Regions from separate parts of the Homo sapiens genome. Here region 2 is linked to region 1. Evidence: read pairs that join two places in POLR2A ChIA-PET (ENCODE). Cell type or tissue: PC-3. All regions are shown on one strand. Each heading gives the region's core, and the rest is flanking DNA. Links, peaks and the distances in the headings are about the cores only. Region 1 overlaps XIRP2 (xin actin binding repeat containing 2). Region 2 overlaps LOC107985959 (a long non-coding RNA gene).

Region 1 (16,979 bases), core at 6,437-10,436:
GACTAATGTTCTGAGTATGCAAGAGATAAAAACTCCATCTAAGTCTAGGAAACTGTATAAGCAGAACCACAAAAACCGTGCATATGATGCAGTGAATGGCCCATACAGCAGCTTACAGGGGGGTAATATTGTATTGTCATTGGATACACTAAAGACAAATTTACATCAAGATTGATTTGTTTATAGGGACTCTAAATTATCTGGAGAGGCAGAAAAAATGCCTCATACATCTATAACAGCAAATTATTAAAGCAATTTATTGCAAGCATATATTCACATTTATTTCAGACTTGCTTCATAAGCAAAAAAGAAAAAGTAGGAAAAAGCAACTCAAAAAGTTTTTGGAAGAGATAAAGAAATAAATGATACAACAAAATAATGCCTTGTTGAAGTTTATTAATTTGTCATGGAGATAATCCAATGTCAGTAATGGCAGGAGGGTAATTCTGATTTTCCAAATAGAGGTTCTTAATCTCATTAAATTCCATTAAAAATTGCTCAAGCATTTTATCAGGAATATTAGTTACTTTCTAGAAAAGGTTGTAAATTACAATATCCTCTGCCCCCAAATTTCTGTACCAGAACAGATTTAAACCAGTTTTTTTCTTACATTTTAGTGCCCTAATAAAATGCCAACCATTGTAAGACAGAAGGAATAAGTTTTAGTGTTCTGTAGCACTGTGGGATGACTATGGTTAACAATAATATATAGTTTCAAATAGCTAGGAGGAGGATATTGAATGTTCCCAACACAAAAAATGATAAATGTCTGAGATTACAAATATACTAATTACCTTGATCTGATCACTATTCATTATATATATTGAAATATTGCAATGCATCTCATGAATATGTACAACTTTGTCAATTAAAAATTATTAAAACAATTTATAAATTCTAAAAAATAAAAATAAAAAAACAAAAATCATCAATAAAATTTGTTGAGTAATTTATAAACAATATAGCTCCAAAATAGCAGTGGATACATATATGACTATTTATATATTTATTTAGCAGTCCTTTTATTCATCCTCTCATTTATTCATTCATTCATTCGTTCATTCATTCATTCATTCTAGCTGTTGGAGATTCAGAGATGACAAGTCGACCATTCTCAGAGTTACACGTTCAGAGAAAGGTGGACTAAAACAAGTAAATAACTAGGGTAATTTCAGATAGCAACAAGTGTTAATGAAGGCAATAAATGAAAGTGTAAATGAAGAATAAAAATGTGGAGGAGGAGAGACTCTTTCGTAAGGAATGGTCAGTCATGTTATATCTAAGAAAAGATATTTGAGCAGAGGTTGCAATGTCACCAATGTACAGATTTTAGGTAAGAGAAATCCACATACAGGGATTAGAGGGATAAGTTATGGCAAAGACACAAAGGCAGATGTGAGATGGATTCAGGAACCTCTCAGAAAGAAGACCAGCATAGCTGAAGCAGAGCAAAGAAGAGCACTCATAGCATGGGAATGAAGTCAGAGAGGTAAGCAGGAGTGACAACATGTAACATCTTGAAATTTACTGTAAGAATTTGTTATATTATTTTTAAATCGATGGAAAGCCATTGAGGGCTTTTAAGTAGAGGAAGTTTGTGATGATTCTGGCTACCTTGGGAAAATAGAAGCATCAGACAGTGTTCGGAGATAATTACAACTGTCCAGGTGAAGACATGGTGTGTTCTAAAGTTAAAGGAGGAAGAGCAGAAACAGGTGGTGGGAGACAGGATATATTGTTAGAGTAGATCTTAAAGGACTTGGGGATGAAGTGAATGTGGGAATTAAAAGAGGGAAAGTAAAAAATGATTCTGAGGACAATAAGTAGGTTAGGGTAGGAATAGTCATTGAACTGGACATTGTAATTTGATTCTATAGATACATTGATTATGAGTATATGGATAAAATTAATTGGGACTTGAATTTTCATTCCAGCAGCTGGTTCAGATTGACATCATTTAAAATTATATTGATAATACTTTCAAATATTTAATTGTATTAATCATATTGTCATTGCTTTAATGTATAGGCAAATTGTGTTTTCTCATAATGCAGGAGGATGTTACAATCAGTAAAAGGTAAGAGGTTGAAAATCTGTTTGTCATAAGATTAGGGTCATCTAGCTCTATATTTTTTTAAGAAATGTCAGTGCTGTAAGCTTAAATATGAATATCTGATATTAATACTATCACCTTAAAATATTTTTAGTTTCATTACCGCAAATAGGAGGCTGTAAATGATTTTGGACAAGGAGTGAAACTTGCTTATCTACCAAAATGCATTGACAAGTCAGTTGAGAATAAGTTGCTCTTGATCCTCCTTTTATCATCCTTCCACCTGCAGCTCTGGGACTACCAGCCTAATACACATATGTCCATCTTCATAAACCAACTGGGCAATGTGAATCTTTGGTTACCTCGAATTTTGTTGTATTTGTATATAAATTTAGCCTCCATATACATTTCAGAAGTGTTGGAAACTGAACAATATTTTTAAGTAATTTAAGTTTATCTTAGGCAGCCTTCACGGTCCCACTCAATATACCTCTTTTTTCTTCTAGTTGCCCTTTCTGATCTACAGCTTGCCTACCTAAATCATTTAGGATAGCCTCAGTTTGTGCTTGTAACCCAAAGGTTTGTTTTTCTGTTTGTCCTCATACTATATATTCATCACAGGTCAGCTTAGAGGCTCTGCTGATCATCGTCTTTAAGAGACATGGTATGTCAGAGGCATAAGCACTTTGAACATCATCAGTTGCCCACCACAGGGAGAAAGCAAGAGGGAGACTACTATATAAGCAATTAATTAAGTGCTGCAATGCAAAAGTGATGCATGTCACTTAACTTGCAATTCAGTGAACAAATTAGTCATGTGGCCCAATAATAAGGGGCAGTTCTAATATGTGATTAGAACATGAAGAGTCAGTAATATTTGAGGAATCACTAACACACCTTCTGACCTGACTTACCAGTGTCACTATTCTCTACCAGAACTCAGCTCCCAACATTATTCAGGGCTGGATTTCTATTGTCCTGACTCTTAGCAAGTCCTTTGAATCAGTCCTTACTTTCTAGTGTGACGTTTTCCTCCAGTATGCACTTACATTTTAGAAGGAAATGCTTAAAGAACAAAAATATCTCAATGACTGTGGAATTCAGTCCCACATGTACTAAATATTTATAGGTGATCATGAATGAGCCTGGAAGGACAGAGAATATGACAGAGTCACCTTTTTAGAGACTTAATAACAGATACTCAATTGTCTTCTTATACAGAGGTAGTTTTCTAAATTTGTTTTTTTGTGTTTGTTGTTTGTTTGTTTATTTGTTTTGAGACAGGGTCTCTCTCTCTTGCTGAGGCTGGAGTGCAATGGCTTAATCATGGCTCACTGCAGCCTTGACCATGTAGACTCAAGCAATCCTTCCACCTCAGCTTCCCAAGTAGCTGGGAACACAAGCATGCACCACTATGCCAGGCTAATCTTTTATTATTTATAGAGACAAAGTCTCCCTATCTTGCTAAGGTTGGTCTGAAACTCCTGGGCTCAAGCCATCCACCCACCTTGCTGGCCTCCCAAAGTGCTGGGATTATAGATGTGAGACACCATGCCTGGCCTCTAAGTTTGATTTCTTTTTTTTTTACTCAGAAGTCTCTTTTTATCAAATTAAAAGTTGTAAACTGTTACATAAAATAGATAAAATAAAAATTTATTTGCACATGTTTATTTTTAAAGTACAAATAAATAAATTGTGTTTATCTATTAATAACTTGAGTCAATGACACTTTGAGGCTTTTAAATAAAATCCCATATTTTCTTACAGCTGTAATTTTATATAAACCTCCATAAAAATGTCTACACTTTAAGTGAAAAATAAAAACAAAAATTTAGGCTGAATTCTTGATTCAGGCTAAATAGTTGTCAATATTAACACTTTTTTAAAAACTTAATTTGCATTCTCAATATATTTTTCACGTAATAATTTGATCTAGAAAACTTGAAAAATTTCTTAAATTACTTATTTGAAAACCAAATCACTAATGATAATTAATTTCTGTTCATATAACTTATAAATACAAATAGCCAACCAGATATACCTAAATTTGAAAATGTGAGCTAAAATTTTTTTACATATATCTATATTTGTCTCATGTTTTTATCGTTTATGTTTATATATATTTGTTTTATATGTTTTAGTATACATATTTGTTTTATATGTTTATATAGACAGCAAAAGTTGTGATGCTCCTCAGGGACCTCTGCCAAAGATACATAAATATCCTTTTTACTTTACTTTCCTTCTCCCACCTCACTTTTGCTACTTCTATATTTTTTATTCTCCTCCATCTTCTAGTTCCACTCTACTTTTAGCCAATCTCTTAAGAGGGCCATTGTTTTTTATTTGCTCCATCTAATTCTATTGCTATAAAGAGACAAATGTGGACCTTTGAATCATGACATGGATAATAGAAGAAAGCAAAAGCTCTCCTAGTGTTCTGATGGCAGGGTAAATTACAGATAATCAGATCATTTGCAAAACAAAAGTCAAACTACAGCTTGCATAGAGTCTAAGTGGCATATATCTTAGCACCTTGCTATTCAAAATGTAGTGCTTGGACAAGCAACATCAACATCACTTAGAACCCTGTTGGAATTTCAGGCTCATTTAAGATCTACTGAACCTGATTTTGCTTTTGGAACAACATCCTCAGGAGATTTGTAGGCACCCCATATTTGAGAAGCACTGCATCTAGTCTGTGTATTACTGTGCATATGTATTCTTCCTTCCTGCTTTGAGTTCTATGACAAAATGTCATTCTCCATTGGCTTACCCTTCATAGTTGTCAGAATCCTGATAATGAGAGTAGTGGGAAGAAAAAACAAACTCATTTTACCACCATAGTAAAGAAAACACTACAAATAAATAAAATAAAACGTTTGCTGAATCCCTATAGCAAGTTTTAGAAGAAGATAGACTCACTGTTAAAAGTCAAAATATCCCTAGGTGAAGGAAAAACCCATTGCTTTCAAGAGATTTGAAGTCTTCTCCTTCTCAAGCTCCTTGGGAAGCTAAATTTCCTAAAATTATATTAAATAACTTTAAAGCAATCTTATTGAGCCACTTACTCCATGGAAGCTCGCAAGGCACAAATGACATTGCTAAACCATATGTAAATAGATATTGATTCTGTTTGTCAGCACAAAGTTGTCTTGGGTCCTCTGGAGAAGTACTGGAGCAATACTTTTACCATTTTCTCTAGGATGTTGGGCACTACATGATCAGAAAGCTGATGTAAAGAAATGTATGGCAAAGCGAGACCTACCTAATCTATGCAAAGAGGACAGAGGTCTTATGCTCCACATAACCTTGTATAAATATGTGATTTTCTACCTATAACCACATTACATAAACTTACCAGGAGATTGACTATAATCAGTAAAACATTGAATGTCAGTAGTTTTACTATTTCAATCATGGCCCATCTAACTATATAACATGGAGTGGAAAGAAATTTTATTTACATTATTCTAAAGATGACAGTGATTATTCTAGTTCCCCACCTTTGCTACTTTTAATTTTTTTGATTTTCCTCCATCTTATAATTCCACTCTACATTTAGCCAATCTCTTAAGAGGGCTATACTGGTGAAATCCTTGTTCAATCATAAGCCATAAAACTTCTATATAAACAAGTTTATGTTTTAAGAAAATCTGACAGAAATAAGGGTAATCTGATGATTGGGCACTGCAGATTTCTTTAAAAGAATATATTTAGCTACAGTTGCACGTGTTAGATGAATTTCTAGAATTTCAAGAAGTTTATGCTAGCTAAACATATAGAAGAAGGTATCAGCCATTAGAATTGTATGAAGATGGAATGAGCTTCTTAGAAGCTAATGAGTTCTTCAACAACAAAGGAATTCCAAAGAGGTTCAGTGATGACATGGAGGGCATGATAGAAGGGCCCACATCATGAGGAGGTCTTTCCAGTTCTGAATCTTTTACATTCCAAGTTTCTAAAATTGCTTACGTAGAATTGGTGTTCTTTTATCTATACAAAAAGGCACTTACTGAATAATGTCTGATCATGAAAAATTTAAATATCATCAGTATTTTCTGAAAACCCATACGGAGAACAGAAACAGAATCTGTCCTTTAAAAATTTAAAATACAGAAACAGTAAATGGATTTATGAAGAACTAAAGAATTCGACATTCCCTGATGCTCTCCATGTGACAGATTTCTCAACCACTTTGTGCCTTCAAATCCCTGATGCTTCATTTGCCATAGAATCTTAGGCCATTAAAGCTGGAAGGAAACTTACTGCTTATTTGTTGCAAAGTCTTTTTACATATGAGGAAATATCCAGAACCTGCTCCATTTTGGCACAATGTTCTTTTATATTAGATCTTCTCTGTTTTCAAGAGTATGTATAAATCATGCTAAATCATTAACCTTTAAAGGTAAAAAATTTGATTTTTTTTTCTATTTTTTAACAGAAGCTAGTACAATAGCATGTACGAATATAAGTCTTGACTGACAGAAACAAAACACAATGATGCTATAACAATAACATTTACAAGAGATAAATGGTTCTAAATGATAGGACAATAATATCTGCCAAAGGCGGTTTGTATCTCTCTTGTATACCATGTTCTTATTTCCAAAGGAGCTTAAATAATAAATAAGTTTACTTCTTCACAAAACAGAAAAGCCTGAGGCCAATGTTTGTGTCAAGAAGAGTTTTATCAAGGCTCTGGACCCTCTTCCCCGCAAATCCCACAGCTCTACCTTGCTCCGTGTAGTCACTTTCTCCTCATGGGAAAATATTGCTTTCCAGAAGTTTCTAAATCTACGTGTTTCTTCATTCACATCCAGGGAGTGAAAAAAATATTGAATATAAGTCTTGAACAGCATTCTGAAGAGAACTAATGAAGTCTATGCCAACTTCCAAAACAGTCACAGTGGTAAGAGGATGAGGTCAATTCTACCTAACCTCAAGACTATGACACTTTGAATAGATGTTCAAAGGATCAGGAGACAGCAACAATGTTTACTATACAAAGTGAATTTATTCACGTCTAGTCAATATTCACCAGTTAATGAAGTTCCAGATTTCCATATATGAAAGTAGTATATAAGAGCTGCAGCCTTTAAATTTGATAAATAACTACTTATTAATATGAAACATGATAATCTATTAAAATAATTCCAAAATCCTGCTGGGTTTTTTAATATCTTCTGCAGTATGAGTGAGAATAAACGATATTACAATAAAAAAAAAACTCCCTTTCAATCATTGTTCCTTTAAAAGTGGTTAGAATTTTAAGGCTTCATATATGACTTTTCTAAAAATATTTTAAAGCATCCCAACTGGGAAAGCAATTTCATGCTTGCTTTTTAGAGGATCTATTCAAAGAACTCATTAAAACCATTCATTTAAATAATCTCGTGTATGTTCATTATGCCCTTTCCTTTGGGAGGAAAAAAAAAAAAGTATAAACTGATGCCAGAAAGCAAATGAAGGGAACAAATGTTAAATGCAAAAGGTTAGTCCTTCATTAAAATTGTTTGAATAAGCAGCAACTCCCCCTGTATCCTTAAAACCTCTTCTAAGAAACATTTGTACACATTTAGGACAGCAACTTAAAAGCAGAGCAAACTAAAATTAAAAAAAAAATCTGTAGCTCAGTTTCATGAACCATTAGCATTCGGATCATTTTTGCTTTTCGCTTTCAGGTCTGGGTGAATGAAAGGGAACCAATCTGCCCACATAATGTGAAATGTTTATGGACAACATGAACCAGAATCTTATTGGAGCCCTGTAAAGATAATTTATTAGAAATATTTATTTTGAAGAGCATCTACATTTTACTTAAAATGTTTTGCTTGCTCTATATCCTTCAGCTTAGTATTTTTACCCTTACTTTTTGATAACTATCTTTAGGATATGAAAAGTTCTTGTTGAGGGAGACATGAATAATCTAAAATGATTTGACTTGCCATTTAGGAATGGGTTTTAACACAGTATTTCTTTTATTCTTCCTTCTTGCCTAAGCATTGAAAATCATTATAATTTACCTGATTGTGAAGTATTTCTTAAATTACATGAGTTTTTGGCAAGATTTCTTATAGTTTTGTTTTTTTATTTTGCTTTTCCCAGTTGAATGAGTTTTGTTGTTGCACTATTCCCTTTTAAGTGTCTTTGTGTCATAACCAGTAATTGACACAGAAATAATGCAGCAGAATGGACAGTGTATCTGATTCTCTTGTCACTTCTTTTCAAATAATATCATGAACTATTCTCATTTCTAGATTTTTTTTAACTTCAAGAAGAACACAATGGTTGTATTCTTAGTGAATCGATAGGTACCTTGAGGATTCATAGAAAACACAGACAAATGAAAAGGTAAATCATGATCTTAGGTAGAAATATTTAGCCTAGGGAAGATTTCAGTTCTCCTAAGTTAACATAAATTTATAGTGATTCACATAAAAATATCAATAATATTTTCCTTTGATATCTTGTAAAACCAATTCTGAAGTTGATATTTTCAAATAAATATACTATCATATATTAAAATATTAAAAGGTCTTAATAATGAAAACAACATAAATAAATGAATGAAATGTACAAAGGTAGAAATAGAAGCCAATACATATGAGAACTCAATATATGGCTAGGTATTATCTTGATTTTTAGAAGGAAGATCAATAGTTTAATATAAATGTTGGTACATGATGGCTATCTAAAAAATTCAATAGCATCAATGAACAAGGAAATATTAGGTACACATTAAGAGGAGTAAGTCTATTGAGATTATTTTTTTCCACATTAGATGCTCTCTTAAGAGTAAAACTCATCTCTTAGCATTTAATACAATTGTAATTTTTACTTTAAGTAAGTTTAAATTAATTAAAAAATTAATTATTCTCTTTCTTCCCCTAGAACATATGCTACATCAGGGCAGGAACTATGGATGATTTTGCTAATTGCTTTCACAACCTAATACAGTGCCTTATTCATTGTGGCTCACTCAGTGTTTGTTGAATAAATGAAAATTCATCAAAAAGTTCCAATTTTTCAGGAGATACTTTGAAGAAAGGAAAAAAAAGTATGAAAATTTAAGTAACTTATTGGGCCTATGTGATATTAACTTGGGGAGAATTTTAAAGCTCAAATATTTTGATTCATTAGAGCACAACATGAATTAATTACTTCTGATATTTTGGACTCCCTACTCAACTACTCTCTTCCACAAGCTTGTGATTTATGAGCTCATAAATGAAAAAAAAATTATTTGCTAGGTATAATTAGTTCTTTTTTGAATGTCAGACATTTTACTGATATCATGACTTTTTTCAAGGTGGATATTTTACAGTGGTTTTGCAAAGTCACTCTACAAAATCAGACATTGATCTACAAGACTGACAGGAGTATGTCAGAATATTTAATGAAAAATATTTTGTAGGTAACTTAGCTTTTCATAGGAAAATAATTTTTAATTATTCATATCTGAGGTGGGGATATTTGAACAACATGAAAATCACAGTTTGCAAGAGTAGTTACCAACTTGGGTGAAGGGCATTGATTTTGTATAAAGTAGTGCCCATGATTACCTTAACATTTTCATGTCACTTTTAGATACGACCAACAGAAAAATACGTGAATGAATGTAAATATAAAGGACATTTGCTATGGACTGAATGTTTGTGTTCACACCAAACTCCTATGTTGAGGTCCTAATCCCCAAAATGAGGATATTTAGAGGTAGAACCATTCGGAGGTGATTAGATTTAGATGAGCCCCCACCTCCCGCCCCATAATGGGACTAGTGCCTTTATAGGAAAAAGAAGAGAACAGAGCCCTCTCACTCTCTGCATGTGAGAATACATACAGCAAGGAGGCAGCCTTCTGCAAACCAGGAAGAGTGACCCTCACAGACACTGAACCTTCCTGCACCTTGATCTTGGATTTCTGCCATCGAGAACTGTGAGAAATGTTTGTTGTTTAGCCACCCAGGGTTTTTTTGTAGCCAGAACTGACAAACACAACACTTACTTTGGTATGTAATGGCATATCAGATAGGAATATCTTCATAAGTGTATGAATAATTAGCAGCTCGATGATGTCAAAAGGAAAGCAGCTACTAGCTATTTATTAGTTTGAGCTAAACAGGAACTATACCTCTCTGTTGCTGGATTACCTTCCCAGCTCTGATGAGAAAAAATATTCTGTAAGGAAGGAAGAGGAAAAATGGACCCTGGGGAGGCACTGATTAGTAGCTACTAAAGCACAGTTCATATTCTGCAAACTCCAGCCATAAAGTTTTATTAAGAACAAACACAGATAGTAGTAAAATGGAGGCTCTGGTAACTTTATTTAAATAGTAAAGCAGTTATTTGATGACAGACTGCATAAGGAATTTATACAGTCAGAAGAGGTTTTCACATACAATTCTGGCACCCTTATTGGGAGTAGAATGCATAGGAATAGTTGTCTCCAGGGGGCTGTTTTAATCTTTATTCCATTCTATTGTCATTCAGATTCCAGGTATAGCTAGTGATAAATGGGAAGGCTAAATCCAAAAAGTAGTCTGGCAAAAGAAGAATGGCAATTTTTGTAATCAATTATTTTGTGTTCCAGATATCTTAGTAATGCTTTCTAAATTTATCATCACTTGTCTGACATGATATGAACTGTGAAAGCACATTTCATGCCTCCAAAATATTTTACACATTTTTTTGTTTTAACTTACATTTTCTAGCAAATTAATTAAATAGCTGAGTAAATCTGGCTTGAATCGTTGCTTCATTTCATACCACTTGCATTTCATCAGCCATTCACTCCTTTTCATAAGTTTTTCTATAGTCTGGCAAGTGAATTTTTTTCAAAATAGGGAGAATGATAATGGATTTAATGAAAAATATAGGATTTTAAGGAAGAAATATTAAGTCAGAAATAACTGCTTATGTGAAAATTTGATGTTTTGTTATCAGGATTTCAAAAACATATTTTGTCATTTACATCATTGCCTAGAAAACATTATAGAATTTCTTGTCCAACTAGTAAGAGCTTCTGTCATTATCTTTTAACTTCGCTTTTTGTTCCAAGTACCCTACAAACATTTTAGATGTAAGTGTAGCACTAGTTATTTCCATGTAGGTGTAACTATTCCCTTTTCACAGATGAGTGCACTGAAACAAACATAGTTAATATATTGGCCCAAAGCTGCACAGCTACAGAGTCACAGACCAGGGTATCAAACTCAGGTCAATCTGACTATCAGATCCAAAATCCATGCAATGCCTCTCTGTACTGCAGGTTCTTACCAAAGTGTGTTTCAACAACCAGTAATGTCAGCATCACATGGACACTTCAAAGCACTTCAGAATCTCAGTCCCCCACCTTAACCTACTGAATTAGAATTTGCATTCTAGTAACATTTCATTAACATTTGGCAAGTACTGCATTAAGTCATTTATGTCGTTAAAGAAGAACCTTAGCCCAAAGCATAAAGACATATATTCATTTCTTAATAAATATTCTTGAAAATGTATTTCTACATATAGATAGATGATTCCATTAATTTTCCATTAAGTTTTGGATATATTTATTGCTAATGTTTGTTTATCATAGAGAAGTCGCACAATGTTATAAAATGAATTTTAAAATTCATTAAGGGGTCTAGTCTCAGCAATGGCAGAGTGCCTCTTAGTAGACAAATCAATGTCAGATAAAATTTATGAACTTGGGATAAGTTACAAAAGACAACTACATAAAGAACCATTGGAACAAACAACTGTAGGCAAACACTGGGTGATAGGTTTCAACTTAAAAAATAACATGTGCTGATTGCGATCTGTGTTTCTGTGGCTTTTGTTCTGGGGTCACTCCCCAGTCTGCAGCACGAGTTGTTTGGAAAGAGGCAAAGAGCTTCAATATCATTGGCTTGGAGTTTCAGAGGAAGGGTTTGTGGCAGATCCACACTGCAAAAAATAATGAAGGAAATCCTTCAGTATGAAGAAAAATGACACCGAGTAGAAACAATGCTCTAGAAAAAGGAATAAAGAGCACTAGAAATGATAATATGTGGATAAATATAGAACACTACTATTTTTTCCTCGTATATCTTTAAAAGATAAACTAAGCAAAAACTAAAATTGTGTATTGTGGGGTTTAAAAGTTATATATATATACACATATATACATCTATCTATACACATACACATATATACATATATATATCTGATATATGGAATTATACTGCCCAAGCTTCTTAAAATTTCCCTGAAGATATATAATAACTCTAAGTAGACTATGGTAATGATAAATATTGCAAACAGTAGCAATGCTTCTAGATGAAAAGTGATAAGGAGGTAGAGTTAAAAGGAGTTAAAACATACTACCTAAAGTTAATTATATAAAAATGAATCAGTATAGGAGTAACAAGAGAAGAGAAGAACAGATAGAACAAATATAAAAATATTGCAAGTAAAATATACTTAAATCCAAGCATATCAATGAGAATGTCATATGTAAATGGACTAAATATTTAAAGGCTGAGAGTCAGTATAGATAAATGTAAAAAGCAAGCCCCAACTATGAGTTGTCTAAATGAATCCTATTTTAAAATAAACAACATATATTGAAAATAAAAGCATTGAAAGGATTCACTATGCAAATATTAGAACACAAGAAAGCTAGTATAACTATACTAATACAAGACAAAATAGACTTCAAGACAAGAAATGTTTCCAGACATCAAAAGTATAATTTCATCCTGATCAAAAATTTTGTATTGATCAAAATGTCAATACATAAATAAGACACAAAAATTATAAATACATATTACCTAATAAAAGAACTTTAAAATACATGAAGTAGAGACTGACAGAATTAAATGGATAAATAGATCTACAACAGTTGATGATTTTAACAGCTTTCTTTCAAAAATTGGCAGAAAAATTAGATTAAAAAATCAGTCAAGAATCAAAAAGATTAAACAACACTGCTGAACAACATAACCTAATTGACATTTGTGGAACAATACTTCAAACAAGTACGGAATAATCATTTTTTCAAGTGCATATAGTATATTCTCTAAGATATACCATATAGTGGGTCATAATATAAATCTAAATAAATCTCAAAATTGAAATCTAATAGACTATGTTCTGTGACCTCCAGCCTGGCGATAGAGCGAGACTCCTTCAAAAAAGAAAAGAAAAGAAAAGAAATTAGAACTTTTGGTGTATTTGGGGGACAAAGATAAATTGTAAGGGGTCAACAGTGGATTTTCTGGAGTTATATGAATGTCCTACATTCTAATTAGTGGCTACATAGGTATAAATATTTAAAACTGTTCATTGTGGCCGGGCGCGGTGGCTCACGCCTGTAATCCCAGCACTTTGGGAGGCCAAGGCGGGCAGATCACGAGGTCAGGAGATCGAGACCATCCTGGCTAACACGGTGAAACCCCGTCTCTACTAAAAATGCAAAAAAATTAGCCGGGCGTGGTGGCGGGCACCTGTAGTCCCAGCTACTCGGGAGGCTGAGGCAGGAGAAGAGAATGGCGTGAACCCTGGAGGCGGAGCTTGCAGTGAGCCGAGATCGTGCTACTGTACTCCAGCCTGGGTGACAGAGCGAGACTCCGTCTCAAAAAAAAAAAAAAAAAAAAAAAAAAAAAAAGGTTAATTGTACACTAATACCCATATCCATGCATTTTAGTGTATACTAAAAACTATCCTTTCACTATTGTTGTAGACAAAGCCTTGACTGTCCCAGATAGATAATCTTTGATATTATTCCTCAGTAATGTGGAATATGAGAACTGGAAGATAAGCTTTCTATCTAAATATCCAGGTACCCCCAGTCCTACTAGGCCCAGATCTGCAATGGTGAGGTCTTTTCTGTTACATAAGCCAAATCAATATCCTGATGCTATCATTGTTCATATCTCCTTGTTATCTGGTTTCCTCTCTCCCCCTTATTGTTATGTGTGAAGGCAAGTCTATTCTTTTATCTAAGACCAACTTCTCTAGCTGTGGCATTTCTTCCACTCTCCCATTCTGTGTTATCAGCTGAAATGTGTTCTATCTGTCTTGTTTCTTGCTTTGCTACTTTTTTACTTCTTTGGGGGAGTATAATAAATGTTTTCTATTATTCCACTTTTTCTTCTAATAGCTTTTTAGCTGTTGTTCTTTTTAATGTTTCTAATGTTTACTGGAGTAGTCACAAAATGCAACTTCAAATTATTTCAGTCTACTTGGAATTAATATTATATCATTCCCTACTTAATACCTGACACTCCCAATTTCCCACTTCACAAACGTAAGAGCCTTACAACAGTATAACTTCATATGTGAACACCCATCCATTGTGCTATCTTTGTCTTACTTTTTGCTTCTGCATATGTCACAGCCCCTGTCTTACAGTGTTATTCTTAAAAAAACAAAAACAAAAAAACTAGCCATTTCCGTTGTAAGGAACTCAAGGACAAAAAAAGGATAATCTATACATACCCACTATATACCATTTCTGGGGCTCTCCATTTCCTCCAAGACTTAAGTTTCCATATGCTATCATTTCCCTCATGTAACATTGTTAGCAATTCTTGATGTGAAAGTCTATGGCAATGAATTATCTCAATGTTCATTTACCTCAAAATATTTTGTCTTCGGATGCATTTTTCAGGTTTATTCTAGAAAGCTACAACTTGTTGAATGATTGTATTTTTCAGCATTTTAAAGATGTATTTTTATTTTCCTCTTGCCCCAGTAATCAACCATTGCTCATATGATTGTTTTCCTGAAAGCAATGTGTGTTTGCTCTGTTGGTATTTTTTTTTCCTCTTGCTACTTTCAAGATTTTTGCAAAATCCTTTTTTTAAAAAGTTTGGCCATGATGTACTTAGCTGTCAGTGTGTGCATGTGCAAGCATTTGTCTTGCTTGAACTTTGCTGAGCTTGAAATAAAGTTTCTTGTCAATGGTTTTCAAATTTAGAAAATTTTCAATTATTAGTTCTTCAATATTTTTTCTAACCCATTCTCGCAGTCAGCATTTTCTAGTTTATTCCAATTACAAATCCTTTGGACTACTTGACATTATCTCATAGGGAGACTGCTTATATTTTCCCCAACATTTTTAAATGAAAATCATCAATAAAAAATTTGGAAGATATTTATAGTGAACCATTAAATATCCATCATATCAATTGTACTGTTAACATTTTACTGTATTTGTATTATCATATATCTCTCCAACCCTCTATCCACCCTTCAGTTCACTTTATATTTTAGTAATTTTTTCCATTGAATCTAAACTAAAAAGAGTAACAATGAAGAGATTTAAACTTCTACTGCAAACAACAAAAACTGGGAAAAGGTATAAAAAAATGATTCTGAGGCATTAGAGTTCAGGCAACAAAGGGAAGTAATCACAAAGATGGAGAGGGGAATAAGTGAAGTAAACCTTGCTGTTTTTCCAGCTTACTGCCTGCAGAAAATTACCAGGACCTGGTACAGAAGATAGCAATTTTCATAATTCATAGGGTATCAAGTAATATACTCAGAAATGCATTGCCTCAAGAATGGGGCAAAATTAGCCTCAAACTATTACTAGCTTTAAACTTACATATTCTGTATAAGAAAGCTTTCTCTATGTCTAAGTCATAAAGATATTTCCTCTTTTTAATACAAATTTACAAGTATAAATTTTCCATTTAAATTTATAATTCAAGTCTAATTAATGTGTGTATGTTTGCATGTGTGTGATTGTGTTTATGTGTTCATGAAAGTAGTCAAAATTCATTTCTTTCTATACAGATTTTCTGTTTTTCCAATATTATTGTTCAAAAATATTCTTCGTCTCATCATGTTGCATTGGCGCTTTTGTTGAAATTAAATTAAGTGACCTGAAAGTGTGTATTTGTTTATTTGCACTCTATTCTGTTTCACTAATCTATTTTTTAATATTCATGTCACTACCACTGTCTATTTTTATTATAGATCTACAATAAGTAATCAATCAGGCATTATAAAGCCTCAGACATTTTTATTCTTTTTCTTCAAGATTGGTTTGAATATTACAATTCCATAGAATTCACATATAATTTTAGAAGTAGCTTATAATTTTAGAAGAGCTTGGGGAGACTGAGGCTAGGGTTGTGTAAAATTAATATATTAGTTTGGAGAGAATTGACAACTTAATAATATTGAGACTTCCAAACCATGAACATAGTATATCGTTCTATTTATTTATTTATTTTTAACTTTCAGCAATGGGTAGCAGTTTGTGTGAAGTCTTGCACATATTTGTTGAATATATTTACAAATGCTTTATTCTTTTGGGATATTTTTGTGAAAGAAATTGCTTCATCATGTTTATTTTTCACTTATTTCCTGTTTGTATATAAAAAATAATTTTTCTAGCCAGACATGGTGGCTCACGCCTGTAATCCCAGCACTTTGAGAGGCCAAGGCAAGGATCACTTGAGCCCAGAAGTTTGAGACCAGCCTGGGCAACACAGTGAGATCCTGTCTCTACAAAAAATTAAAAACTAGCCAAGTGTGTTGGCAAACACCTGTAGTCCCAGCTACTCAGGTGGCTAAAGTAGGCAAATCCCTGAGACTGCAGTGATCTGAGATCATGCCACTGCATTCCAGCCTGGGCAACTAAATAAATGAGATATCATCTTTAAAAAAAAGAATAAAAGCTTTTCCATATTATTCTTCTATCCCATGACCTTGCTAAATTAGTGTATCACTCTAGGACTTGTTTTGTTGATATCATAGGAATTTCTACATGACAAATTTTGTCACCTACTGTCAGTTTTTATTTTGTACAGTTAATCTTTATGCCTTTTTTCATGGAACATGGTTCATAATAATCTATTTTAATTGGGAAAGATACATTCAAATATCAGTATTATCTTTGAGCTTCTATGAGTACCTGAATGAGAGAGAGAGCATTTTCAATT
Region 2 (16,979 bases), core at 298-4,297, 1.3 Mb after region 1:
GGCTTTAAAAATTATTTATGGAGCAGAGAAATAGAACTTGACGACAGACAGATAAGATTCTTTTAAAAGTCAAATTGCCCCAATGCATTAAAAAAGTGGATGTGCACAAATGCAATTTATAAAATGTTTTAGAAATGCATCCGTGGGAGAAGTGAGAGGTTGTCTTGACAGATGATGATTTTCCCATGGCTAAAATGTAATCTAACACAAAAGCACCATCATTGCATGGTGGAAAATAGTCAGGTATCCTAAGGTCTGAAGAAAATCGATCACCGTCATTTGTCATGGCCAACTCTTTCATACCCACTATTTTGGTAACTCTGAGTGAAAAGTTGTGAAAGAGCTGGACTTGGGTTATAATAATTGTTTCCAAAGACAAAGATCAAACTTTTTTTGAATGAGGGTAATGGTAGGGCATGATGGAAAGGGCATGGCTGAATTGAAATCCCTGTACTACACTTTCTAGCTGGTAGTCTAAATTTTCTGAGCCTCTGTTTTCTTAAAATTGGGACAATTAGCCCAGGACTGTAAGAGCTATGTAAGAATTAAATGAGCTAGTATGGGCAACACGCCTGACCCACACACACGTTGTAGTGGTACAGTGGATGGCTCCGGAATTTCTGACTAGGAGGGCCCAGGGGTAGTAGTCTCAGGGGAAGGTAGGTATTAAGGTTGAATCATGTCCCCTAAAAGAGTTGAAGTCCTAAGCTCAGGTAGTTGGGAATGTGAACTTATTTGGAAATAGAGTATTTGCAGAGGCAAAGACTGGATTAGTCTGGGCCCTAATGCAATGACTGGTATCCTTATAATAAAAGAGGAAATTTGGACACAGAGACAAATAGAAACACATACACACACACACACAAGGAGAATGCCATGTGTTGATGGAGGCAGAGATTGGAGTGATGTGTCTACAAGTCAAGAATGCCAAAAATAGCAGGCAATCACCAGAAGCTAGGAAAGAAACAAGGAACAGATTTTCCCTCAGAGCCTCCCATAAGAAATCAACCCTGCCAAGGGTTAATTTTGGCCAGCTAGCCTCCAGATTGTGAAAGCATAAACTTCTGTTGTTTTAAGCCCCCCAGTATGTGTATTGGTTACAGCAGCCTGTCAACCTAAATAACAAACACAGAAGGAGACTTTAAAAGAAAATGATGCTTATTTTGGAATAGGGTTCTTGTACATAGTAAACTGTGGGTATTCAGGGAGATAAAAGTTTTTTGTTTGTTTGTTTGTTTGTTTGTTTTAAAATGAGGAGTCAATAATTGTTTTCAGATAATTATCCTTGGCTACAAAGATGAATAACAGGGGTAATACCAGTCTGAGGTTGGACAGTTGTTGGGCAGTTGTTGGGCAGACGTCCTCACAGAAGTATTGTGTGCCTATATGTGTGCGTATAAAGTTGCAATGGCCTTTTTGCAAGGTTGTGGTTTTTGCAGCCTTTTGTGCATGAGAGCCCTCCCTTCCTGTCCTTCTCAGTTCTACTTGTCAGGGTTTTTGCCACAACTCCATTTTGATTCTGACAACTTTCAGAAGCCTTAGGAAACTAGACAGTGGAATTATGGGATTTGCTCTTTAGCCAGTTGCATTTTATTTGAACTGGCTTTAGCAATGAGCACTAATGAAAATTAGCCACTGCTGGCTGGGTGCAGTGGCTCATGCCTATGATCCCAACACTTTGGATCACCTGAGGTCAGGAGTTTCAGACCAGCCTGGCCAACATGGCGAAACCCCGTCTCTACTAAAAATAAAAAAATTAGCCGGGCATGGTGGTGGACGCCTATAATAGTCCAGCTACTTGGGAGGCGGAGGCAGGAGAATCGCTTGAACCCAGGAGGCGGAGGTTGCAGTGAGCCGAAATCATGCCGCTGCGCTCCAGCCTGGGTGACAGAGTGAGACTCCATCTCAAAAAAAAGAAAAAAAAAACGAAAATTAGCCACTGCTTTAGAACCGACTGTCTACCAAAGCCGTGGACTTTACAGCTTGCTTTTAATATTATTGTAAATGAGAAGAAAACTGCAAACATAGTAACTATCTGAATGAATTCTCAGCAGTGACAGCAAATGTCCATCTGAAAAATGCATTTGAAAATGTATGACCCTTTCCGACTTTGAAGACCAAGCCATCTCGCACTGAACATAATAACAGAAGTGTCATGTGCCTTCCACTGACACAACTAATGCTATTACCCAAAGTCCAGAGCTGGTGTAACTCAATTTTATTAGGATTAGCACAATTTAGTGTTCAGGTGTCATTACTACCTATTTCCCAACAATAAACAGAAAGAGGATTTATTTTAGATTGAATTATTGCAGAGACATTGCATTTTAAATTCATCACATGGATTTAATGGGTTAAATTTATAAGAATTATAACTTCCAGACATGTTTTCATTTATTTCCCAACCAGCTATTGAAATTGACTTTCTATTGCATTTTATATTACATACAAAATAGCTCTGGTGACAGTTAATGTCTTTTTATTAATGTCAGAAGTTTCTGACCCTGATTTGGGTACTGATAGAGTACTCACTAGAAGCCCTACTATCTCTACCCATAGGGGAAGACTTCCATATTTAGCAAGGATTGCCCTTGGCTAAAACACCAGAGGGCATTATAGTCATCTACATGGCATACATATTTCTTTCATGCTGTCATCTGTCTAAAGCCTGATAGTCCCGTCCCAGGCAGAATGACATAAAAATGTAATTTAAAGCAATTGATTTTTTAGTGCAATCTCTGTTGAAGAACCACTTCAAGAGGAATCCATTCATTACACATGAAACAGCAGTTTCTGAAAATATTTTGTTTATCCCTCTCACCTTCAGATTCTTACAAATACCAAGGATGTCTGAAAGCCTTTTACTTCTTTTCTATTCAAAAAACTTCCCACCAAAACCACCATAAGCCCTAAACACTCTTCTATCTCTGCCCCGGGCCTCCCCTGCCAGGCTCAGATCTTCATCTGGAGAGACATCTTGGGTTGTATGTATTCTGAAAAATAAAGGAGAGCCAGGGACTGGCCTGGCTTATTAAAAAGGATGTATGTAGTAAAACACAATTTAACTAATTAATATTCATTCATTCTATAAATACATTCTTAAGGATTAAGTGTGTGGCACTTTGCCAACTGCTGTGGGTAAAATAGGCAAAAGGATCTCAGCCCTTAAGAACTCTATATAACTTAGTGAAACTCCACTTTATCCAGTGTCGAGGCTTCTGGAGCTCCAAAACATGTGAATAACACTTAAACTAGCGAGAGTGGGCCAGGTGAGGTGGCTCACGCCTGTAATCTTAGCACTTTGGGAGGCCGAAGCAGGCGGATCGCTTGCGGTCAGGAGTTCGAGACCAGCCTGGCCAACATGGCGAAACTCCATCTCTGCTAAAAATACAAAAATTAGCCAGAAATCTCTTGAACCCAGGAGGTGGAGGTTGCAGTGAGCTGAGATCGTGTCACTGCACTCCAGCATGGCTGACAGAGTGAGACTCCACCTCAAAAAAAAAGAAAACAAAAACAAAAACAAAACTAGGGAGAATCGTCCAAACCAGAGGTAACAGAGATGTATTATGATGGGTCAGGTTTACTGGTCAAAATAACTTCTTTTACTATCGATTGACAAAGTCTTTAAAACAAACAAACAAACCCAGGTCCTTCTGGTACTAAAGTCAAGAAAAAAAATGGCAGGGCATGGCAAGAAAATAAAAATGAAAACCAGAGAAAAGAGAGAGCAGAAGGAGAGGCAGCAAGAGATAAGAGTGAGAGGCAGACAACTTTGGCATTTAGCACTTAGGAAAGGACAGCAGAAATGGCCTTGAGGAGAGAAAAGAATTGGAGTGGAAGGAAGTTCAGTATCAGGGGCCAGATCCGCATCAAAGGAGACACAGTCCAGGTGCATGCACATATGTCTACACAGCGTGACTAGTGGGACCATGTCACACCAAAGAGTCTTGGCCCAGTAAGGCACATTGTCCTGCCAGAAAGCTAGTCCCGCACTGCCAGACCTTCCTGTTGTTTCAAGAGAAGCCAACAAATCTGATTTCATGTGAAATTTCTCAGCTTTAAAATATTGGCCCATCTTTATAAAATACTGTACAGAATCTGATACCATACACTTAATGTTTAAAAACAAGAGAACAACACTAAATGTAGTCTTTGAATAAATATTTAGTGAAAAGTGATTGGAATGATAAATTCCAAATCCAGTTGTTACCCCTGGAGAGGGAGGGAGAGAAGGAAGGAAGGGGAAAGGTACACAAAGGGCTTCTATTGCATCTATGTTGTTTTATTACTTTAATAAAAATGTGTAAGAAATAGAGCAAAATAATAAGATTTGTTAGACTGGATGGTAGGTGTGTGAGTTTTTATGACATTATTCCCACTGTTCTGTAGGTTTGAAATATTTCACAATCTAAAAACAATAATACTTTGCAGGACAAACAAAACGTTTGTAGTCCACATCAGGCTTGTGGAGCACTATTTGCAGACTTTGCACAGCATGTTTTAATGGGCATAGAGCCCATACTTACATCAGACCAGGAAGAACAGCCTTTTGCTTGTCCCCAGAGTAAGGCGCAGGTGATCCAGGTGTTCTTCAGCCTAGCTGAGTATCAGAGTCACCTGTGCAGCTTGTCAACAATTCTTATTCCTGGGTCTCACCTGCATTCTACCAAACTATAGTCTGCAGGTAGAAGTCAGGCATCCAGGTGACCCAAAAGTTTAGCCAGAGTTGAAAATAACTATGGTAGCCCTGAGAACATCACTGTGACACATGAAAGCCACACCAACTAGCAAAGCACAGGGGTCAGAGAGCTCCCAAGAGGGTGGCAATTTTAAAAGGCTCAATGGTCATGGTGGCTTTCCTGAATTAGACATAACAAATGACAATTAAAGCAAAATGACAAAAAGAAGTAAACCTGTGATGGTTAATAGTGAGTGTCAACTTGATTGGATTGAAGGATACAAAGTGTTGATATTGAGTATGTCTGTGAGTGTGTTGCCAAAGGAGATTAACATTTGAGTCAATGGGCTGGGAAAAGCAGACCCACCCTTAATCTAGGTAGGTACAATCTAACCAGCTGCCAGTGAGGCTAGAATATAAGCAGGCAGAAAAATGTGAAATGAGAGACTGGCCTAGCCTCCCGCCCACATCTTTCTCCCATGCTGGATGCTTCCTGCCCTCGAACATCGGACTCCAAGTTCTTCAGTTTTGGGACTTGGACTGGCTCTCCTTGGTCCTCAGCCTGCAGATGGCCTATTGTGGAACCTTGTGATCATGTGAATTAATAATAAACTCCCCTTTATATATACACACACACACACACACACACACACACACACACACACACACACATATATATATATATTTCATTAGCTCTGTCCCTCTAGAGAATCCTAATACAGATTTTGATACCAGGAATGGTTCTAGAGGAACAGAATATTAATGATGGAGTTCTTTCATTGGATTTTGGGTTTCTGGAGTTGGCTGCTTAATATGATTAGACCCAGAAATGCTACAGACTCTACTTCTAATAGTATGGAGAACACTGATAGTCCTTGGTGTGAACTGCTTAGAGAGTTATGCAATATAAATGCATTTGACACTCCTGATTCATTGCTCGTGAGAGGCAAGGAGTTTAGTGACTCTTTACTTAATACCTTTGACCATATGTGGTGAACCAAGGAACATAATGAAGCTGGTTGGTTGCTCCTAAGTTCAATGGACAATGTGATGAAAGAAAATGATGAACTCATGGATTCTATCTCCCAGCTTCAGAAGCAGATACTGAGCCTCAAATCTGCTAAGAATGCCCTGAGTGAGAGTCTTATCTTCTGTAGAGAAAGAGCTGAAATTGTGGAAAAACAAACACAAGAGCCCTTATCATGCGAGTGGCTGACTTGGAATGAAAGGTACATGCACAGCCTCGCTTGGTGTCTACTGTTAAAGTGAGGGCATTGATCAGAAAATAATGGGACCCTGCAACTTGGAAGGGAACATGTGGGAGGACCCTGATGAAGCTGGGGACACTGATTTTGAGTTAGTAAACTCTGATGAACCGTTTATTTTGTTTATTTATTTATTTATTTATTTATTTAATTTTTGTTTATTTTTTTGGAGATGGAGTCTCACTCTGTCGCCCAGGCTGGAGTGCAATGCCACAATCTTGGCTCACTGCAACTTCTGCCTCCCAGGTTCATGTGCTTCTCCTGCCTCAGCCTCCTGGGTAGCTGAGATCATAGGCACCCACCACCACGCCTGGCTAATTTTTGTATTGTTAGTAGAGAAGGGGTTTCATCATGTTGGCCAGGCTGGTCTTGAACTCCTGACCTCAAATGATCACCTGCCTCAGCCTCCTAAAGTGCCGCGATTACAGGCATGAGCCACCGCACCTGTCGTGATTAATCTTTTTTTGCCAGAAGGAAGAGCTTCCCCATCCCCAGTAGTGGCAACATCCCCTCCCCCACCCATTCTGCCATCAGCCTTTCCACCTTTGTCTGAGGAGATAAACCCTGCCTGCCTAAGGCAACAGTGATGGCCTTCCCTGAGGCAGTTGCCAGGCAAGATAATGTTGATTCTCCTCAGGAGCCACTCCCAACACCCCTGTTTGCTTATAGACCTATAACTAGACTAAAGCCCTGGTGGGCCCCTAGAGGTGAGATTGAGATTGTGACCCATGAGGAGGTGTGCTACACTGGAAAAGAAAGGCTTGAATTTTCTAATTTATATAAACAGAAATCTGGAGAATGGTCATGGGACTGGATATTAAGGGCGTGGTATAATGGTGGAAGGAACGTAGAGTTGAATCAGGCTGAATTTATTGATTTGGGTCCACCTAAGTAGAGACTCTGCATTTAATGTTGCAGCTTGGGGAGTTAAAAAAGGTTCTAACAGTTTATTTGCTTGGCTAGCTAAAATATGGATTAAAAGATGGCCCACTGTGAACGAGCTGGAAATGCCTCATCTCTCTTGGCTTAATGTAGAGGAAGGGATCCAAAGGCTTAAGGAGATTGGGATGGTGGAGTGGATTAGTCACTTTAGACCTACTCATCCTAGCTGGGAAGGTCCAGAAGATATACCCTTGACCAATACCTTGTGAAATAGATTTGTGAGGGCAGCACCTGCATCTTTGAAGAGCCCTGTAATTGCTCTTCTCTGTATGACAGATCTAACAGTGGGAACCACAGTCACTCAACTACAAAATTTAAATACAATGAGAATGATTGGATCCCAAGGTGTCAGGGGCCAAGTGGAGACACTCAACCATCAAAGGCAAGGTGGGCATAGCTATCAAAATGGACAGCAGAGGCAAAGCAGCCATCAGCATAGTCTGAGTTGTGTAGAGCTCTGGCGTTGGCTAATTAATCACATTATACCTAGAAATGAAACTGATAGGAAGCCTACTGCATTCCTACTTAATTTATATGAGCAGAAAACTTCTAGGTGGAATGGACAAGAGACTAATTTGAATTATAAAAACAGAGAATGATGGCCCCTCAGTCAATTTCAGGACTTGAGCCAGTTTACAGACCCAGAACCCCTTGACTGAAGGGGAGGCTGGGCCCCCTTGAGGAAGGACCCCACTGCATTACCAACAATTTATGCAGTGAATCTTTCTCCCATCCTCCCCCAGGTAGACTTTTGGCCTTTTACCAGGGTAACTGTGCATTGCGGAAAGGGAAATTATCAGACATTTTGGAGACTACTGGACACTGGCTCTGAACTAACATTGATTCCAGGGGACCCAAAACGTTACTGTGGTCCTCCAGTTAAAGTAGGGGCTTATGGAAGTCAGGTAATTAATGGAGTTTTAGCTCAGGTCCGACTTACAGTGGGTCCATTGGGTCCCTGCACTCATCCTGTGGTCATTTCCCCAGTGCCAGAATGCATAATTGGCAGAGACATACTAAGCAGCTGGCAGAACCCCCACATTGGCTCCCTGACTGGTAGGGTGAGTGCCATTATGGTGGGTTGCATCCCTGGAGGGATTGCAGCGATTAGTGTCACCAGCAAGGACTTGAAAGATGCAGGGGTGGTGATTCCCACTACATCCCCATTCAACTGTCCCATTTGGCCTGTGCAGAAGACAGATGGATCTTGGAGAATGACAGCGGCTTATCATAAGTTTAACCAAGTTGTTACTCCAATTGCAGCTGCTGTACCAGGTGCGGTTTCATTGCTTGAGCAAATTAACACATCTCCTGGTACCTGGCATGCAGCCATTGACTTGGAAAATGCCTTTTTCTCCATTCCTGTCCGTAAGGCCCACCAGAAGCAATTTGCCTTCAGCTGGCAAGGCCAGCAGTATACCTTTACTCTCCTACCTCAGGGGTATGTCAACTCTCCAGCTTTGTGTCATAATCTTATTTGGAGAGACCTTGGCCACTTTTTGCTTCTGCAAGATATCACACTGGTCCTTTACATTGATGACATTTTGCTGATTGGATCCAGTAAGCAAGAAGTAGCAGACCCACTGGACTTATTGGTGAGACATTTGCATGCAAAAGGATGGGAAATAAATCCAACTAAAATTCAGGGAACTTCTACCTCAGTAAAATTTCTAGGGGTCCAGTGGTGTGGGGCCAGTTGAGACATTCCTTCTAAGATGAAGGATAAGTTGCTGCATCTGGCCCTTCCTACAACCAAGAAAGAGGCACAATGCCTAGTGGGCCTATTAGGATTTTGAAGGCAACACATTCCTCATTTGAGTGTGTTACTCTGGCCCATTTATTGAGTGACCTGAAAGGCTGCCAGTTTTGAGTGGGGTCCAGAACAGGAGAATGCTCTGCTACAGGTCCAGGCTGCTGTGCAAGCTGCTCTGCCACTTGGGCCATATGACCCACCAGATCCAATGGTGCTTGAGGTGTCAGTGGCAGATAGGAAAGCTCTTTGGAGCCCTTGGCAGGCCCCCATAGGTGAATCACAGCAAAGGCCTCTAGGATTTTAGAGCAAGGCCCTGCCATCTTCTGCAGATAACTACTCTCCTTTTGAGAGACAGCTCTGCCTGTTACTGGGCTTTGGTGGACACGGAACGTTTGACTATGGATCATCAAGTCACCATTGGACCTGAACTGCCTATCATGAACTGGGTGCTTTTTGACCCATCTAGCCATAAAGTGGGTCATGGACAGCAGCATTCCATCATCAAATGGAAGTGGTATATACGTGATCAGGCTTGAGCAGGTCCTGAAGGCACAAGTAAGTTACATGAGGAAGTGGCTCAAATGCCCATGGTTTCCACTCCTGCCATCCTGCCTTCTCTCCCCCAGCCTGCGCAGATGGCCTCATAGGGAGTTCCCTATGATCAATTGACAGAGGAAGAGAAGACTAGGGCCTGGTTCACAGATGGCTCTGCACAATATGCAGGCACCACCTGAAAGTGGACAGCTGCAGCACTACAGCCCCTTTCTAGGACATTCCTGAAGGACAGCGGTGAAGGGAACTCTTCCCAGTGGGCAGAACTTTGAGCAGTGCACCTGATTGTGCACTTTGCATGGAAGGAGAAATGGCCAGATGTGCAATTATATACTGATTCATAGGCTGTAGCCAATGGTTTGGCTGGATGGTCAGGGACTTGGAAGAAGCATGATTGGAAAATTGGTGACAAAGAAATTTGGGGAAAAGTTATGTGGATGGACCTCTCTGAGTGGTCAAAAACTGTAAAGATATTGTATCGCATGTGAGTGCTCACCAAAGGGTGACCTCAGCAGAGGAGGATTTTAATAATCAAGTGGATAGGATGACCCGTTTGGTGGATACCACTCAGCCTCTTTCCCCAGTCACCCCTGTCATCTCCCAGTGGGCCCATGAACAAAGTGGCCGTGGTGGCAGGGATGGAGGTTACACATGAGCTCAGCAACATGGATTTCCACTCACCAAGGCTGAGCTGGCTACGGCCACTGCTGAGTGCCCAGTTTGCCAGCAGCAGAGACCAACATCAAGCCCTCCACATGGCACCATTCCTCGAGGTGATCAGCCAGCTACCTGGTTGGAAAGGGCAGAGGTTTGTCCTCATTGGAATAGACACTTACTCCGGATATGAGTTTGCCTATCCTGCACACAAAGCTTCTGCCAAGACCACCATCCCTGGACTCACGGAATGCCTTATCCACCATCATGGTATTCCACACAGCATTGCCTCTGACCAAGGCACTCACTTTATGGCTAAAGAAGTGAGGCAGTGAGCTAATGCTCATGGACTTCACTGGTCTTACCATGTTCCCCATCATCCTGAAGCAACTGGATTGATAGAATGGTGGAATGGCCTTTTGAAGTCACAATTACAGTGCCAACTAGGTGACAGTACTTTGCAGGGCTGGAGCAAAGTTCTCCAGAAGGTCGTGTATGCTCTGAATCAGCGTCCAATATATGGTACTGTTTCTGCCATAGCCAGGATTCACGGGTCCAGGAATCAAGGGGTGGAAGTGGAAGTGGCACCAACTCACCGTCACCCCTAGTGACCCACTAGCAAAATTTTTGCTTCCTGTTCCCATGACACTACATTCTGCTGGCTTAGAGGTCTTAGTTCCAGAGGGAGGAATGCTGCCACCAGGAGACACAACAATGATTCCATTAAACTGGAAGTTAAGATTGCCACCTGGACACTTTGGGCCCCTCCTACCTTTAAGTCAACAGGCTAAGAAGGGAGTTACAGTGTTGGCTGGGGTGATTGACCCAGACAATCAAGATGAAATCAGTCCACTACTCCATAATGAAGGTAAGGAACAGTATGCATGGAATATAGGAGATCCATTAGGGCATATTACCATTCCCTGCAATTAAGGTCAATGGGAAACTATAACAGCCCAATCCAGGCAGGACTACAAATGTCCCAGACCCTTCAGGAATGAAGGTCTGGGTCACTCCACTAGGAGAAAAATCATGACCTGCTGAGGTGCTTGCTGAGGGCAAAAGGAATACAGAATGGGTAGTAGAAGAAGGTAGTCATCAGCACCAGCTACAACCACGTGACCAGCTGCAGAACCAAGGACTGTAATTGTCATGAGTATTTCCTCCTTCTTTTATTAAAAACATGTTTGTGCATGTATAAACTTGTACCAAGAAAATAGCTTTTTATTTCCTTTCTCCTTTATCATGTGACATAAGATTTATTGACTTCACATCAGCATTTAAGTATTGTTAACTTCATGTAATAGTATTTAGGTTAGGGACTGGTGCGTTTCCAGTTGTACGAAGCGTAATTGTATTATGTTAGGTGTAATTATGACCTTATTATTGTCTTTATTTTAAGATTATGTATGATCTCAGGAGATTTGTATGGGTTCAAGTTGACATGCGGTGGACTTGTGATGGTTAATATTGAGTGTCAACTTTATTGGATTCAAGGATACAAAGTATTGATCCTGGGTGTGTCTGTGAGGGTGTTGCCAAAAGAGATTAACATTTGAGTTAGTGGGCTGGGAAAGGCAGAACCACACTTAATCTGGTGGGCACAATCTAAGCAGCTGCCAGCATAGCTGGAATACAAGCAGACAGAAAAATGTGAAATGAGAGGCTGGCCTAGCCTCCCAGCCTACATCTTTCTCCCATGCTGGATGCTTCCTGCCCTCGAACATCAGACTCTAAGTCTTGAACATCAGACTCTAAGTCTTCAGTTTTGGAACTCAGACTGGCTCTCCTTGGTCCTCAGCCTGCAGATGGCCTATTGTGGGACATTGTGATCATGGGAGTTAATACTTAATAAACTCCCCTTTATATATATACATACACATATATATTCCATTAGTTCTGTTCCTCTAGAGAACCCTGACTAATACAAAGCCTTTTTGAAATAAAAATGTGAAATAACTATTTGTTTAAAAGACTTTCATTTTTTTAGAGCAGTTTCAGTTTCACAGCAAAATTGAGAGGAAGGTACAGAGGTAACCCATATCTCCCCTGCCCTGACACATGCACAGCCTCTCCCATTATCAACATCTCCCACCTGAGTGATATGTTTGTTACAATCAATGAACTTACATCACATTGTTATCATCCAAAGTGAAAATTCTGTGTATGACGTTATAATGGTGGCTACATCTCATTATACGTTTATTTAAACTCATAGAATGTACAATACCAAGAGGAAACCCTAATGTAAACTATTTTTTATTTTTATTAAATTTTTGTTCTTTTGAGATGGAGTCTTGCTCTGTTGCCCGGGCTGGAGTGCAGTGGCATGATCTCGGCTCACTGCAACCTCCGCCTCCTGGGTTCAAGCAATTCTCCTGCCTCAGCCTTTCAAGTAGCTGGGATTAGAGGCACCACCATGCCCAGTTAATTTTTTGTATTTTTAGTAGAGATGGGGTTTCACTATGTTGGCCAGGCTGATCTTGAACTCCTGACCTCGTGATCCGCCCACCTCAGCCTCCCAAAGTGCTGGGGTTACAGATGAGAGCCACCGTGCCCGTCCTAATGTAAACTATTTTTTTCATCAAAATGGTTAGGATGAAATAATATTTAGTGCATTATTTTAAAGAAACAAACTCTTCATCTACCAACTACCATGTGTAAGCTTTCTGCATGGGAGTGGGGAGTGATGGAAAAATGAATGAGACAATGTCCCTACCCTCAAAGGAGCTTGACATCTAATGGGGCAAACAGACATGTAAACAGATAATTTGTGTCCTGGGGATAAGAAAAAAATTGCCATATGCATAAGATTACCATTTTGTCTTGAAGACTCCAAAACTAGAAATTCAAGTTATTTGTCCAAAAGGTCCTATTTCAACCATTCTCTCATGGCCTGGGCTGGGTAAAGAGACCACTGAAGTCAGCAGAAAAGAGCAGACTGGGATGGAAGAGCCACTGAAAACAGTTTAGACTTTATACAGTGTTAATCTAAGAAGGATTCTAAAATGATGCATTTTGGGAGAATGTTCTTGCCTTAATCAGCTTTATCCACAAAAATTAAGCTTTTTTTAATATAAAGGTTTTATTTTCTTTTAAAGGAGCCATCAATGTGATTTTGTCTTTGGGAACCCCACATGTGAATGAATCACCGAATGAATGAATGAAATTTTAATCCTTATAACAAAGATAAGGCTGGATCCTAATATATTGCTTTAGGATGATTTTCAGGAAGCTCTACAATTCCAAGCATTTCCTCTCACAACAATTTAATAAAAATAGTTAGAGTTTATGGAGATATTGTGGTAAGTATTTTAGATATGTTGTCTCACTGGACACTCACCTACAACCAGATGATGGAGATTACATTATGTATATTTTTAACAGATGGAGAAACTGAATTTCACAATCGGTTAAGTGATTTAAACAGAAACTTAATGTTGGTTCACCTGCAGCAGAGCCAGGATTCAAATCTGCTCTAACTCTGCACAGCACTTCTCTATCTCTTCACAAAGGCATATGCATTTGTTATTTAAAATTAAACATTTTAACCAAATTGTATTAATTTAATTAAATTATTAAAATGACTACTGATGTGCTATGCAGTTCAATGCCATCTAAAGCCAGGAAGTAAGGCTACCGATAGCCAGAAAACAATCTCCAAGAATGAAGTATTCTTTTTTAAAACAATTTGTTGGTGATTGTCAGTTTAGAGATAAATGTTCCATATGTGCCTCTGTTTCTCCATCAAAATATTTTAAAAGTTAGCTCCAAAACTACCTTTATACACCCTTCACAATACTCTGTGAACCATAGTCACTGTTAATCTGTGTTTTAAAAGTGCTAAAGTAACTGTTAATTTGAATAATCAATATAAATAGTGTATTAGTTTGCCCCCCCCCGCCAAAATCAAGTACAAGCTACGTGACAGTATTTCATGGTTCATTAGCTAAATGGAACAGTTAATTCGGTCAAATAGTGAATAATCTTTAAATCAAGCCTTCTTCAAATACAAAGGATAGTGGCATATATAAGAATTCAAGAAAATGGAAAAGGCCAGGTAATACTATAGAACTTTGAAATATCTTTCAACAGATAACCCAACAATTTTTTCATATTTATTAACTTAGATTTTAAAAAATTACATAAAAACATGAAAGTCAATTTTGAAAAAAAGCTATTTTTCCGTGTTATTTTTAAGTCATGAATGCACACATTATTTGCATATTGACAATTGTAGCAGGCTTACTCTTTTGTGTTCCTATGGCAGGGCTGTTAAAGTAGATCAGTCCCTGCCTTATCTAGCTGTATGCATAAAGAAAGAACATTATTTATTCATCTCTCATGAACATTTTTGGCCCATCTTCTAGTTCCCATAGATGTTGTATGAATTTAACTCTGCATGTGAGATATTTGCTGCACTAAAAGAAAGACTTATGGAGGTAAGATCATGTGAACAAAAAGAAATTTTGGGCACCATTTTTTGTTGTTGTTTTCTTTAGTTTTTGAGGCAGGGTCTCATTCTGTCACCCCAGCTGGAGTGCAGTATTGCAATCACAGCTCACTGCAGCCTCAACATCCAGGGATCAAGTGATCCTCCCACCTCAGCCTCCCAAGTAGCTGGGTCTACAGGTGAATGACACCACACCTGGCTAATTTTATTTATTTATTTATTTATTTATTTTGAGACGGAGTCTTGCTCTGTCACCAGGCTGAAGTGCAGTGGCACAATCTCAGTTCACTGCAACCTCTGACTCCCTGGTTCAAGCAATTTGCCTGCCTCAGCCTACCGAGTAGCTGGGTTTACAGGCATGCACCACCACACGCAGCTAATTTTTGTATTTTTAGTAGAGATGGGGTTTCACCATGTTGGCCAGGATGGTCTCAATCTCCTGACCTCATGATCTGCCCACTTCAGCCTCCCAAAGTGCTAGGATTACAAGCGTGAGCCACCATGCCCTGCCCATTTATTTTATTTTTTGTAGAGACAGGGTCTCACCATGGTAACCAGGCTGGTCTCAAACCCCTGGGCTCAATTTATCCTCCTGCCTTGGCCTCCCAAAGTGCTGGAATTATAGGCATGAGCCACTGTGCCTGGACTATCTTTTAAAAGACAGAAAGAATGTTTACTATGAGGTGGAAAGCAGTATGCCAGTAGTCCAAAGGGTTGATAATCTACTGAAAGAATTAGAGATTTGTTCTTTCAAATAAGCCATTAACCATGGGAGTACTGGCTAATGACAAATTTAGAGTAAGAGTTTCTTTTTTTTTTTTTTGAGACAGTCTCACTCTGTCGCCAGGCTGGAGTACAGTGGCATGATCTCGGCTCACTGCAACCTCTGCCTCCCGGGTTCAGGCGATTCTCCTGCCTCAGTCACCCAAGCAGCTGGGACTACAGGTGCGTGCCACCATGCCCAGTTAAGTTTTTGTATTTTTAGTAGAGACAGGATTTCACCGTGTTAGCCAGGATGGTCTGCATCTCCTGACCTTGTGATCCGCCCATCTCGGCCTCTCAAAATGCTGGGATTAGAGACGTGAGCCACCGCGCCTGGCCAAGAGTTTCATAAAAATTACTTTCTTTTTAAGTATTTATTACATATACTGTAATAAAAATTAAAGGTAGAAAAGAGTATAGGGTAAAAATTAATAATCTCTCTTCATCCCTTATCTTCCAGCCACCTGGTTCTTTCTCCTAGAAGTAACTACTATTATCCCATTCTTGCATCCTTCAAGAGATACTCTATGCATATACAATTACGTTCATATTTTTTCTATACTAATAGTAATATATTATACATACTGACACATAGCCCATTTTTTTAACATAATTATTGTCTTTAAAAAGGTTTCATGGAGTCCTAGGTTTTTTAACCCAATTCTACACTGTCCATGTTTCCTTTTTTAAAAACTGAAGTATAATTTACTTTCACTAGCATCACAGATCCAGTTTGATATATTTTGACAAATGAATACACAGGTGTAACCAATGTCCAAAGCAAGATATAGAACATTTCAGAACTTTCTATTATTTTAAGAGCTAATTAATATTCCATTTATTTAGCCAAATCTGTTTTAATGGACTCTTGCTGTTACAAACAGGGTTGCAATGAATATGTACACATATGATATTGAGTATGTCTAAGTATACCTATGGGAAAATTCCTAGCAGTAGGATTGCTGGATCAAAGAGTATGTGCATTTTTAATTCAGAAGGAGAGTGGCAAAGTTCTTACTATAGGGGGTGTACTAATTTACACTCCTATCAATTTACAAAGGTTTCTTTTACAGCATACCACAGTCTTTTTTTTTTTTTTTTTTGAGGCAGAGTCTCGCTCTGTTGCCCAGGCTGGAGTGCAGTGGTGCGATCTCAGCTCGCTGCAAGCTCTGCCTTCCAGGTTCACGCCATTCTCCTGCCTCAGCCCCCTGAGTAGCTGGGACTACAGGCACCCGCCACCACGCCCGGCTAATTTTTTGTGTTTTTAGTAGAGACGGGGTTTCACCATGTTAGCCAGGATGGTCTCGATCTCCTGACCTTGTGGTCCGCCCACCTCAGCCTCAGTTTTTAAACTTCTTGACTTTTGCCCATTTGGGAGGAGGAAAAAAATGTGATTGGAGCTTGATTTTTGTTTCTCTCATTCAGAAGGAAGCTGAGAATCTTTTCTTGTGTTTAAAAGCCATGAAGCGGCTTCATTTTGAAGGAAAATTTGAGGAAAAGCAAAGGTATTATGAAGACTGTGTGGTGCATGTGGAGCAATGAGCAGAAAGAGAGATGGCTTGACATTTATTCTAAACTTTCAAGAGAAACTGGACAAAGTAATATGGTTTTGAGTACAATAGAAACCCGGAGAAACTTGATATTTTCAGCATGACCTGAAAAGATTCCAAAATCTTGAATAAAAAACTCCTCCAAGAACCTAAAGATCTCAGGAAGTATGCCTATCCAAATCTCAAGGGAAGCCAATATTAATTTGTTTCTTCAACATAAATGGTATTGTCCATGCTAAATTAATCCATAAGGTCAAATAGTCAGGCTCATTATGCAGGAATTCTAAAACATTTGTGGGATTGTGTGCAGCACAAATGATTACTTGATTATTCATTTTATTCACTACAGACCCTTTAGTCCTCTCCAAAA

The links. ChIA-PET counts read pairs that join two places held together with the same protein. Peaks named below come from ENCODE experiments on the same cell type or tissue, not always from the same donor. Only the 100,000 strongest peaks of a DNase experiment are listed, where the experiment ranks them.
Region 2: POLR2A ChIA-PET joins it to region 1 with 5 read pairs; 1 of 35 experiments calls an interaction of 5 or more read pairs at or near these places.

What each region holds. Positions count from the first base shown.
Region 1 is chr2:166,962,272-166,979,250 of GRCh38, forward strand. All of the region lies in intron 2 of XIRP2 (xin actin binding repeat containing 2), which reads left to right. Among named protein-coding and RNA genes, the nearest start is that of XIRP2, 82 kb to the left of the region's middle. In PC-3, for the core only: no CTCF peak of the experiment used is centred there; no DNase peak of the experiment used is centred there; H3K4me3 peaks cover 462 bases; H3K27ac peaks cover 1,199 bases.
Region 2 is chr2:168,252,151-168,269,129 of GRCh38, forward strand. LOC107985959 (a long non-coding RNA gene) reads left to right here. Exons shown (of 5, transcript XR_007087282.1): 2 at 12,946-13,149; 3 at 14,215-14,286; 4 at 15,128-15,242; 5 at 16,485-16,757. Among named protein-coding and RNA genes, the nearest start is that of STK39, 13 kb to the left of the region's middle. In PC-3, for the core only: a CTCF peak has its summit at 2,591 (motif pointing right); a DNase peak (open chromatin) is centred at 2,631; H3K27ac peaks cover 209 bases.